Linked DNA regions of Homo sapiens: region 2 is linked to region 1. A link is a loop called in an ENCODE intact Hi-C map of the cell type or tissue named here. Cell type or tissue: sigmoid colon. All regions are shown on one strand.

What was found. Peaks named below come from ENCODE experiments on the same cell type or tissue, not always from the same donor. Only the 100,000 strongest peaks of a DNase experiment are listed, where the experiment ranks them.
Region 2: it touches region 1 in a loop (3-fold over the local background); 17 of 110 quality-filtered maps call a loop at or near these places.

What each region holds. Positions count from the first base shown.
Region 1 is chr1:184,385,382-184,390,381 of GRCh38, forward strand. It overlaps C1orf21 (chromosome 1 open reading frame 21), which reads left to right and starts at 1,648. Exons shown (of 6, transcript NM_030806.4): 1 at 1,648-1,987. It overlaps C1orf21-DT (C1orf21 divergent transcript), which reads right to left and starts at 1,323. Exons shown (of 1, transcript NR_172919.1): 1 at 372-1,323. RefSeq lists silencers at 1,134-1,193, 1,284-1,393, 1,424-1,683. In sigmoid colon, a CTCF peak has its summit at 2,632; DNase peaks (open chromatin) are centred at 1,610, 2,180, 2,560 and 3,120; H3K4me3 peaks cover 4,354 bases; H3K27ac peaks cover 1,905 bases.
Region 2 is chr1:184,072,934-184,077,933 of GRCh38, forward strand. TSEN15 (tRNA splicing endonuclease subunit 15) reads left to right here. Exons shown (of 5, transcript NM_052965.4): 5 at 1-1,279. Among named protein-coding and RNA genes, the nearest start is that of TSEN15, 24 kb to the left of the region's middle. In sigmoid colon, a CTCF peak has its summit at 2,683 (motif pointing right); a DNase peak (open chromatin) is centred at 2,348.

The DNA of each region.
Region 1 (5,000 bases):
AGGAAAGAAAGAAGAAATGAAACAAGTCACCAGTGGTGAAAGGGATGGGGCTGGCTGCCCCTGATTGAAATCTCAATTTATCTACCCTCCCTTCTTAACCGCTCCTTTCCAAGAGGCTAGACTACAAAAAATTTGGGCTCCAAGAAGTATGAACCAGAATATGGATATTTTGTAAAAATGGAATGTAAGTTGAGGTTCCTGAACAATGTGATGTTAGGCAGGGTGCGGTGGAATTGGCCTGTAGTCCCAGCTACTTGGGAGGCTGAGATGGGGAAGATCCCTTGAGGAGGATCTCTTGGGTTCAGGAGTTCGAATCCAGCCTTGGCAGCAGACCCCATCCCTGAAAACAATAAAAATTAAAACAACAACAGTGGGATACTAGTCTTTTAATTTGAAAAAAAAAGGGGTGGAGAAAGGGAAAACCAGTTTTCAAAAAAGGCCAATTTCCTAGACATTAGTGGTTGATTACTAACTCATTTCATTAAACTAAATTATGAATTGGCTTTTCTCGTCAGTGTCACCACTCTGATGGCGTTCTTTTCCATTTTCCATCTTCACCCTGGCCGAATGTGGGAAATGATCTGGTTTGTGCATAATCCGCGAGGCCCAGGGAGGATCTTTTGCCCCTATTGTTTTCTTGGGTGTTCTCACTCTGGGGGCCTGACATTCCTCGCGTGTCTAAGGCAATGAGGGAGCAGTGAAGCGCGGGGAAGCCGCACAAAAGACATCCAAAGGCTATCAATGGAAAAAGATCAATTAGGTGCACACAAGAAACACCCAATATGCCAGGGAAGAGAAAAATACCCTTTTCCAGAGGGTGGGAAATTGATTGAGCTTCTGTGAGGGTCCACAAAGAACTGGACGGATGCAGTGGTGGATGGCGATCTCTCTGGACCACTCCGGACGCGCCCAGCAGACGCAGCCTACGCCTTTAGGTCCTAGGAGGCTGAGAAGGGTGGGGAGAGGGGGGCAGCACGATCTTGTGTCTTTCCTCCCCGTGCCGCCTCTACCGAATCGCGGATGCTTCATTAATCTTGCAGGCGCCGCAGCTCGGGTCAGTATGGAGGCGGATCGGTGGCAGAGCCCGGGCCTCTGGGCTGCGCCCGCCCGTTCAGCCTGGCCCGGGAGGGGAGCGGCCGCGCGGTGGGCCAAAGACGCCCGGCCTTCCCTCCGTCTGCTTCCAGCAGGCACAGCCGGGAGGCTGGGCTCAGGGGCTGACCCGAATCTCCCCTAGAGCTGGGCCCACCCGGCTGCCCCCCGAGCAGCCTCGCCGCTCCCACGCCACCGCCCAAGTGACAGGCCCGGGAAGGCCGGACGGGACGCAGTCTTCCCGCCGGGGTCTTCCCTCCGGCTGGCCGGCCGCTGCAGGGCGCGCGCGCACACACGTACACACACACACACACCTGCCCACACACACACACACACACACACACACACACTGCCGCCTCCTTCCCGCCCCGCAGCCCTAGCAGCCCCCAACCCGCTCCCCAGCGCGCTGCGCCCCGGCGGCCTCCGCAGGCCCCGCCCCGGGGAGGAGAGCCAGGCGCGCGCGGGAGCTAGGCTCGGGGAGGGGCCGGCGGTGGGGGAGTGTCTGCTGCCCCCGCCCCTCGAGTGAGTGACTGAGCGAGGAGCTCCCCTCCCTCGCTCGCTCCTCGCAAGCTCCCGCTCGCTCCCTGCCCACTCCCGGGGGGACGTTCCGTGCCGCGGCCGCCGCGGCCGCTGCTTCTTTCACACTTTAGTTGGGAGCTGCGCGCCGCGCTCAGTTACTGGAGAGCTGGCCGCGCGCCGCCGCCTCCCGCACGCTTGCACGCGGGCCCGGCTTCGGGGTTTTGGGTTCTTACTCCAAGCGGCGGGGAGGAGGGGGAGCCCCGGACACACTGTGGGGAGGAGGAGGAAGAAGAGGAGGAGGGAGGAAGAAAAAAGACGAGGAGGACAGGGGCGGGGGGCGGGAGGCTTGCCACCTTCAGCCCCCCCGCGAACGCCCAAGGTAAGTGTGAGCCATTGCCTGCTCTGGGGCGGGGGGAGCTGGCGGTGCAGCCCGCCCCGGCTCGGCTACCCGGGCATCCCCGGGTGGGCAGGGAGGGAGGCCTGCGGGGTGTCTGCCGCACGGAAGGGATGGGAGCCGCGGTCGTGGCGCTGCCTGCGCGGGGCCCGGGCCGGGGCTGCTGCTGGTGCGGGGCTGGCGGGGTTGCTGCCAGGGACGGAAGCTGGGGTGGGGGAGCCGCGAGGGGCGTCTGCCGGCCTGGGCGGAGGGGCTGGGATGTGGTCGGGGCTGCTGACGACTTTCGTCACATCGAGGCCTGGGTGGCTGGTGTTAGACACCCCTCCCTTCCCACCCGCACCCTGCCGCCCTCAGCCTTCCTGCTCTCCTCTAGCTTTGCATGTAGCCACCGTACTTTGCAAGCCAGAGCTTGAAAGGAAAAACACAATTTAGGATCCTTTGCTAAGTATCCAAGTCCCTTCTCTCGCTCCGACTGATTGATGTGTTTGTGTGGGTGGTTTGACCCCCGGGATTTCTGAAGTTTTGACCTTTTTGGGGTGGCTCGTTTCGTTGCATCTGTTTGCCCACCTCGGTGTATTTATTATTCGTGCCCATGCGAGGCAGCCAGAGGGTGCTTGGTTATTGTACACGAAACAGATTTCACTCTCCTCTGCAGGCAGTTCGCGAAGTGCCGCCGCCGCGGCTGCCTTTGGTCTGCTGGTTAATGTCCTTTCCCTATCATCCACCCTGCTCCCTCCCTCTACGGAGGGTTAGTTTTTGTTTTTGTTTTTGTTTTTTCCTTTCCACTTACTGTTTGTGTGAGAGAAGTCCTGGGCTTAAGGGCTCTCAGCACTCGTTCATTTCTCTTCTAAAGCTCTGAATGGCTCAGGCATGTCGGTAAAATTTGGGGTGGTCCTCTTTGCTCCAAGAGTTGCATGGCCAAAGATAAAAATATGCACACATAAACACGCATTAATTCTGAGAGACGGCAAGCAGTTTGAGAGAGAAATAATTTGTTTTCAATAGGAAGTCGGTGACCTATGGGATCTCTTCCATTGCCGGTGGGTTAGGAAAATTGTTTTAAAATAGATAGTGCTTGTGTTGTCCGTGGCTGGAAGACAGCCATAGTTCAGTTACTGAAGCAATTCTGAAAGTGATACACCCTGGGCACCCAGAACCTCAGTAAAGACACACGTAGTCTGACTCAGATGTTAGGAAGGGGACTGACACACCATAGATTCCATGGAGTATTTTTTTCTTTCTTTTCTTTTTTTTTTTTGTAGGAGACTGTCCAGACCGTTTGGGGAAATGACAAGTTCATTACACAGACAGATGTAATGAACACCTCCCTATTCAAGGGGATGGGTTCAGCTTCTGCCTAATAGGAATAACCTTTTGATTTGATAGAATTGGAATGTACCAGGATAGAAACAAACATAGGTGGAGTGGGCCTGAGCTACTTCAGCACTGTTGTGGGGAGAAGGTGATGTTTCTGAAGGGTCTTTTAAGTTCAAGATGCTGAATTTGGAGTTTTCCCCCCTTTTTCATATTGTCTAGAGCTGGATTGTAGGATCAATAGAACATGTTCCATGTTGGCTGTTTGGAAATGTAATTGTCAGACATGGAAATTAATTTGGATTGGATCACCTATTTTTGTTTTGCTACTTACAAAGTAGGAAGTACCAGTGATAGGACAACGGAGTGTATTTATAGGCGTTAAACCAATGCTGGGACTGGTACTTCACAGATCACAAATGCAGCGTTGAAAGAGGATGTCACTCAATGTTTACTGCTGTGCAAACCTGCTTCAGAGAACAGTCCTGGAGGCTTCTAAAAAGGGCAACAAAGACCAGTGCGCTCAGCTCTTGGGTGGGTGGGTGCCTGAGGAGGGGCGGGGTGCTTCTGTTGTCTAGCTTTGTCACAACTGGGCATGTTTCCAAAGAAAAATGGCCTTGGGTGGTAGAGAGGTCTCACATCCTCCAGTGTTAAAAGTTCATCCTAGAAGGACCTTAAAGTTCCAGCTTTCCTTCTCAGGGTTGACTTAATTTAACTCCGAGTTTAGAAAACTGATAATTTTGTTTTCTTGGCTAGACATTTATCCCTCCTCCGCCCCATCTCACTTTATCATTCAACATGGGTTTCTGGGAATTAATAGGCCACTGTCTGAAGGGGTTTGATTCTTGAAGAATCACAGGGCATCATTCAAGAGCTTTGGTACTATTTGCTATGACTTATTCAAAAATCCTACTAAGGAGGAAGGTGGTTTGCTCTATTATAATTTCCAAGTGAATCATGCCTCAGTACTGTGTTGCCTTTGTGACCAGGCAAGCTTTGAGTTTTACATTCTGAGTGGCTTGCTCCAGGCTCTAAGCAGCCCCCTTCTATAAGACGTTTTTTTGTTTTTGTTTTTTGTTTGTTTGTTTTTGTCTAAAGGAGACACCAAAGGCTGGGAGAGGGAATGTCATGTCACCTTCCAATAGGGCAGGAGAAGGCAGGTGACATATTTACAGAAGAGTCCTAAGGTGATAAATATGACTGTCTTCATTTGAATTTATCAATACAACTTACAGCCATATAATGAGGCATCTTGTGTAGCTCACATGTTTAAGTACAGAGGTCTTGGGGTTCTGTATCCTTTGAAGTTTCCTTCCAGCTCTACTTTGAGGGTGGCCCTAACTAAAGGGTAATCGTACAGTAATTCCGGAGGGAGATTGTAGGATACTGCCAGTTAACAGAGAAATTGGTGAAACCTCACTGTCTTATGATACTTTGTTTTCCTCCAGCTTCTTAGAACCAAATATAAAGAGAGGAGAGAGCATTGCTTTGTTTGTATTTTCTCTCCTGATGTTTAGCTGGTATCTTAGAGTGTGGTCACTGCTCATTTCAGGTGATTTAAACTGTTTCATTCTGCACCTCCTCATGGGTGGAATGGAATCCAGACGCATCAAAGAGTTAGGAAAGGGTATGTACACATGGGTAAGCTTCAGACTCCAGCAAGTGCTCTGAGCAGCACAGTGCT
Region 2 (5,000 bases), 310 kb before region 1:
GGTTGACGTACATAGTGAGGGTTGACTTCCCCATTCCATAAGGTTTTCATTCTGAAGAGTAAAACTTCCCCAGGTAGAAGACTTTCTCCTTCTTAAAAAATATAGGGTGATTTCTTTAAAACTTTGTTATCTAGAGACAGTTTAATTACAGTTATATACAGGTTTATGCCTAGGATGTATTCAGATGGGTGGGACCTGTGTGCTGCTTTTGTCATCCCACACTCAAAGTTGTCTCTTTGTTTCTTGCTGCCACTGCCAGCTCATTGTTGAGACTGCCATTTCTTTCTCTTACTCAGCTCTCCCCAGTGCCTTTTGGCCACTGCAGCTACCGTAGAATGGCATTTTATATGTACCTTGTCACCCACTTCTGTTTACTTTTTCCTCTCCAGTAAAAAGTAAAAGATTTCTTTCAATTGGTCTTCCCATTGCAGTTACTGTTATTTCTCTTTTTTGGTTAACTTTAAATCAAAACTCAAAATATGTTCATCCAGAGTGTGTCTTAAGTAACTTACGTGTCTTAAGTAACAGGGACCAGAGACATGTTACCTACAAGAGTTCTGGGCTATCCTTTTCATTCTTATCACATATCATAGCTTGAATATTACAACAGTGTGGGAGAGAATCAACCGTAAAAATGTCTTCATTAATTAGACCCAGTTATTCCACTTTTGTTAATGTCTCTCAAATTGTACAAAGTATAAAAAATTATATGCACAAAGATGTTCCAAGTGACATTACTTTTAGTAGCCCAAATTATAAACCACTTTAAAGTTTGGGGTAAAGATTGGCAAACTTTTTCTATAAAGGGCCAGAAAGTAACTATTTTAGGTTTTTAAACCTACTGTCTCTGTCATAACTTGTCAACACTGCTGTATGAAGCACAAAAGCAGCCATAGACAATACATAAACAATACGGGCGTGGCTTTGTTCCAGTAAAACTTTGTTTACAAATGTGGTGCCATAGTTTGTCATCCCTGGGTCTAGGAAATAGTCAATAAACAGATATATACAAATGATACATAATGTACTTATTAAAAATTAGTAATGAATATTATTAAAAACATGAAAATATTACCTTAAGTAAAAATTGCAAGACGGAAAAGTGTATAAGTGGGTGTAATCATGGCTGAAATAACAGACCAAGCATATGATAAAAAGATAACAAAGTAAATCAAATTACTAACTGGTTATAGTGGGATAGGAGGCAGAAAATGGATGACTTTGTCTTTTCTCAATGTTTTTATTTGTATTTTATAATAAAAATGTTTTAAAATTAAAAGGTGTCTTGAAATCTGTATTAGTTATCTATCATTGCAAAATAATATTACCACAAATGTAGCAACTTAAAACAGCACACATTTATTATCTTATAGTTTTTGTGGGCAAGGGACCCGGGCACAGATTAGTTGGGTCCTCCATGAGGCTACAGTCAAGGTGTTGGGCAGGGCTCCAGTCTCATCTGAGACTTGACTGGGGAAGGGTCAGCTTTTTCACCCACATGGTTATTAGTAGCCTTCAATTTCTTGAGAGTGCTCAATGCTTATATGCCATTGGCAGGAGGCCACCCTCAGCTCTTTGCCACGTGGGCCTTCTCAATATAACTGGTTGCTTCCTCAAAGCCAGCAAAGGAGAGTCTCAGCAAGATGGACCTTATAATCCTTATATAATGTAATCACATACATCCCATCACCTTTGCCGTATTCTGTTGATTGGAAGCAGGTCATAGGTCCTGCCTACACACTAGGGTTTCATGGCTGATTAGGAAACAACAATAACAAGAATGGAAAAATGATGAAAATTAGGAACATCACAAAATAGTATAAAGCATCATTCTTCATCTGTAGTCATTCCTGACTCCTTCCTTTGATGGTATTTGAATTTCACTTTTATTCTTGGTGGGAGGTCTCCATAACTCCTTCAGGCTCCCTCTGCTTCCCCAGAGGACATGAAGATGGACCTATTCAGAACAATATGTGTTTGGGTGACTCTAGTGGAAAATTTGCAGGTCTAAGAATCCTCAAACAGTTTATGATAAATTCTTAGGGTCTCTTGATTTCTTAAGTCTCTCGTTTGATTCATTTTGAGGTCTTTCATTATAATTCTAGAAAAATAGCATTTTCAGAAAGAAGTGTAAGGATAATGTCAGATTTGTGTGTCGGATCTGTTGACCAGTGGGCTCCTATATAACTACAAAACCAGAAGTGTCTTTTGGGGTTGGCTGTGAAAGGCGCTTTCCCAACTCTTTAAACTAGGATTGAATCCTGCTGTATGTCTTGGGATGTTTACTCTATTTCAGAATGTTCCCTGTGTACTTCACCAAAGTTGTTCTGTCCAAAGCCAGCCAGACACATCCTAACATGAATAATGGCCCAGAACTTTTTGGAAAGGGAGGCCACCCAGCTGTGTATGTCTCATTTTAATGAAAAACTAGATAAAGTGATTTAAGTAATTTTGTAAGTGAGTTTACATTTGTCTCCCTGTTAGACTGGGCTCCTTAAGAACAGAACAAGAAATGTATTTTTTAATACATCTCTGTATCTTGCCTCTTTGCACAGTAACTCACATATAGTAAACCCTCAGTAAATACTTGGCAAATGAATGAATGCTGATTATAGCCGTGTCTGATTATATAATGGCTTATTTTTTCCCTCAAGGCAAACTAAAACAATTCATTTGGACACCAGAGGGCACTGCTAGATAACCACAGCATTTTCAGACTCTACTAAGAGTAGATTAGCTGGAGAAGTGGTACTCTTGAAAATTTATTTTCAATCTGTAGGAAATAGCATAAATAAAAATATAAATAAGTTTTACGTACTCACATCCCCTTTTTCTTTCTGGCATGCCTCTAAAATTATACTGACATTAAATATGTGACTTGATTCATGCTTTGCTTAAAATGTAGATCTATATTTAGAAATAAAAGCCTGTTTAGGGTAGGGGTAGATGGGGTGGGTTTTATATATATATATATATATTTTTTTTTTTCTTAGCCATATGAAAGTATGCATTTTAGTTTTTCATTCTAAAAGCCTAATTTATCCTGAAATGAATTTCAGGATCACATCACATAGCAATAAACCCCAGCTCTGGAACACTCACTATTCTGGCTAAGTGCTGGTGGTAAAAGATATACATTGCTGCTTTAATATAAGCAGGTATTCCTTGTTGTATTGCAATTCTCTTTATTCTGTTTTGGGGATATTGTGTTTTTTACAAATTGAAGGTTTGTGGCAACCCTGCCTCAAGCAAGATTGTCGATGCCATTTTTCCAACATGATCATTTCATGTCTTTCTGTCATATTTTGGTAATTCTTGCGATATTTTAAACTTTTTTTATTATTATATCTGATATGGTGATCTGTTTTTCAGGGATATTTGATGTTACTATTGTAATTGTTTTGGTGTGCCACAAATTGTGCCCATATAAGACAGCAAACTCAGTTGATAAATGTTATGTGTGTTCTGACTGCCCTACCAACCAGGATTTCTGCCATTTCTCTCCCTTACTTCTGGCCTCCCTATTCCCTGAGAAACAGCAATATTGAAATTAGGCCAATTAATAACCCTACAATGGCCTCTATGTGTTCAAGTAAAAGGTAGTGTAGTACATCTGTCACTTTAAATCAAAAGCTAGAAACGATTACACTTAGTGAGAAAAACATGTCAAAAGATGAGATGGGCCAAAAACTAGGCCTCTTGTGCCAAACAGTCAAGTTGTGAATGCAAATGAAAAGTTATGGAAAGAAATGAAAAGTGCTACTCCAGTGAACACATGAATAAGAAAGTGAAACAGCCTTATTGTTGATATGGAGAAAGTTTGAGTGGTCTGCAGAGAAGATCAAACCAGCTACAACATTCCCTTAAGCCAAAACCTAATCCAGAGCAAGGCCCTAACTCTCTTTTCAATTCTATGAAGGCTGAGAGAGGTGACAAAACTGCAGAAGAAAAGTTTGAAGCTAGCAGAGCTTGGTTCATGAGGTTTAAGGAAAGAAGCTGTCTTCATAACTTAAAAGTGCAAAGTGATGCAGCAAATCCTGATGTAGAAGCTGCAGTAAATTATCAAAAAATCTAGCTAAGATAGTTGATGAAGGTGGCTATATTAAATAACAGGCTTTAAATGTAGACAGACGGCCTTATATTGGAAGAAAATGCCATCTAGGACTTTCATGGCTAGAAAGAAGCCAATGTCTGGCTTCAAAGCTTCAAAGGATGGGCTAATTCTCTTGTCTGGGGCTAATGCAGCTGATGACTAAATTAAAGCCAATGTTCATTTACCATTCTGAAAATCCTGGAGTCCTTAAGAATTACGCCCAATCTACTCTACTTATACTCTATAAGTGGAACAATGATGCCTGGATGAAAGCACATCTGTTTACAGCATGGTTTACTGAATATTTTAAGCCTACGATTGAGACCTACTGCTCAGAAAAAAAGATTTCTTTCAAAATATTACTGTTCATTGACAATGCACCTGGTCACCCAAGAGCCCTCATGGACATATACAAGGAGATTAATGTTGCTTTCATGCTTGTGAACACATTATCCATTCAGTAAGGTCAAGGAGTGATTTTGACTTTGAAGTCTTATTGCTTAAGAAATACATTTTGTAAGGCTGTAGCTGCCATAGATAGTTACTCCTGTTATGGATCTGGGCAAAGTAGACTGACAACCTTCCAGAAAAGGACTTGCCATTCTAGATGCCATTAAGAATATTTGTGATTCATGGGAAGAGGTAAAAATGTTTGAAGGATGTTGATTCCAACCCTTGTGGATGACTTTGAGCATTCAAGACTTTAGTGGAGGAAGTTAACTGCAGATGTGGTAGAAATAGCAAGAGAATTAGAATTGGAAGTGAAGCTTGAAGATGTAAATGGATTGTTATAATTTCATGAGACAACCTGAACATATGAGGAGTTGTTTCTTATGGATGAGCAAAGAGTGGTTTCTTGAGATGGAATCTACTTCTTGTGCAGATGCTATGAACACTGTTGAAATGA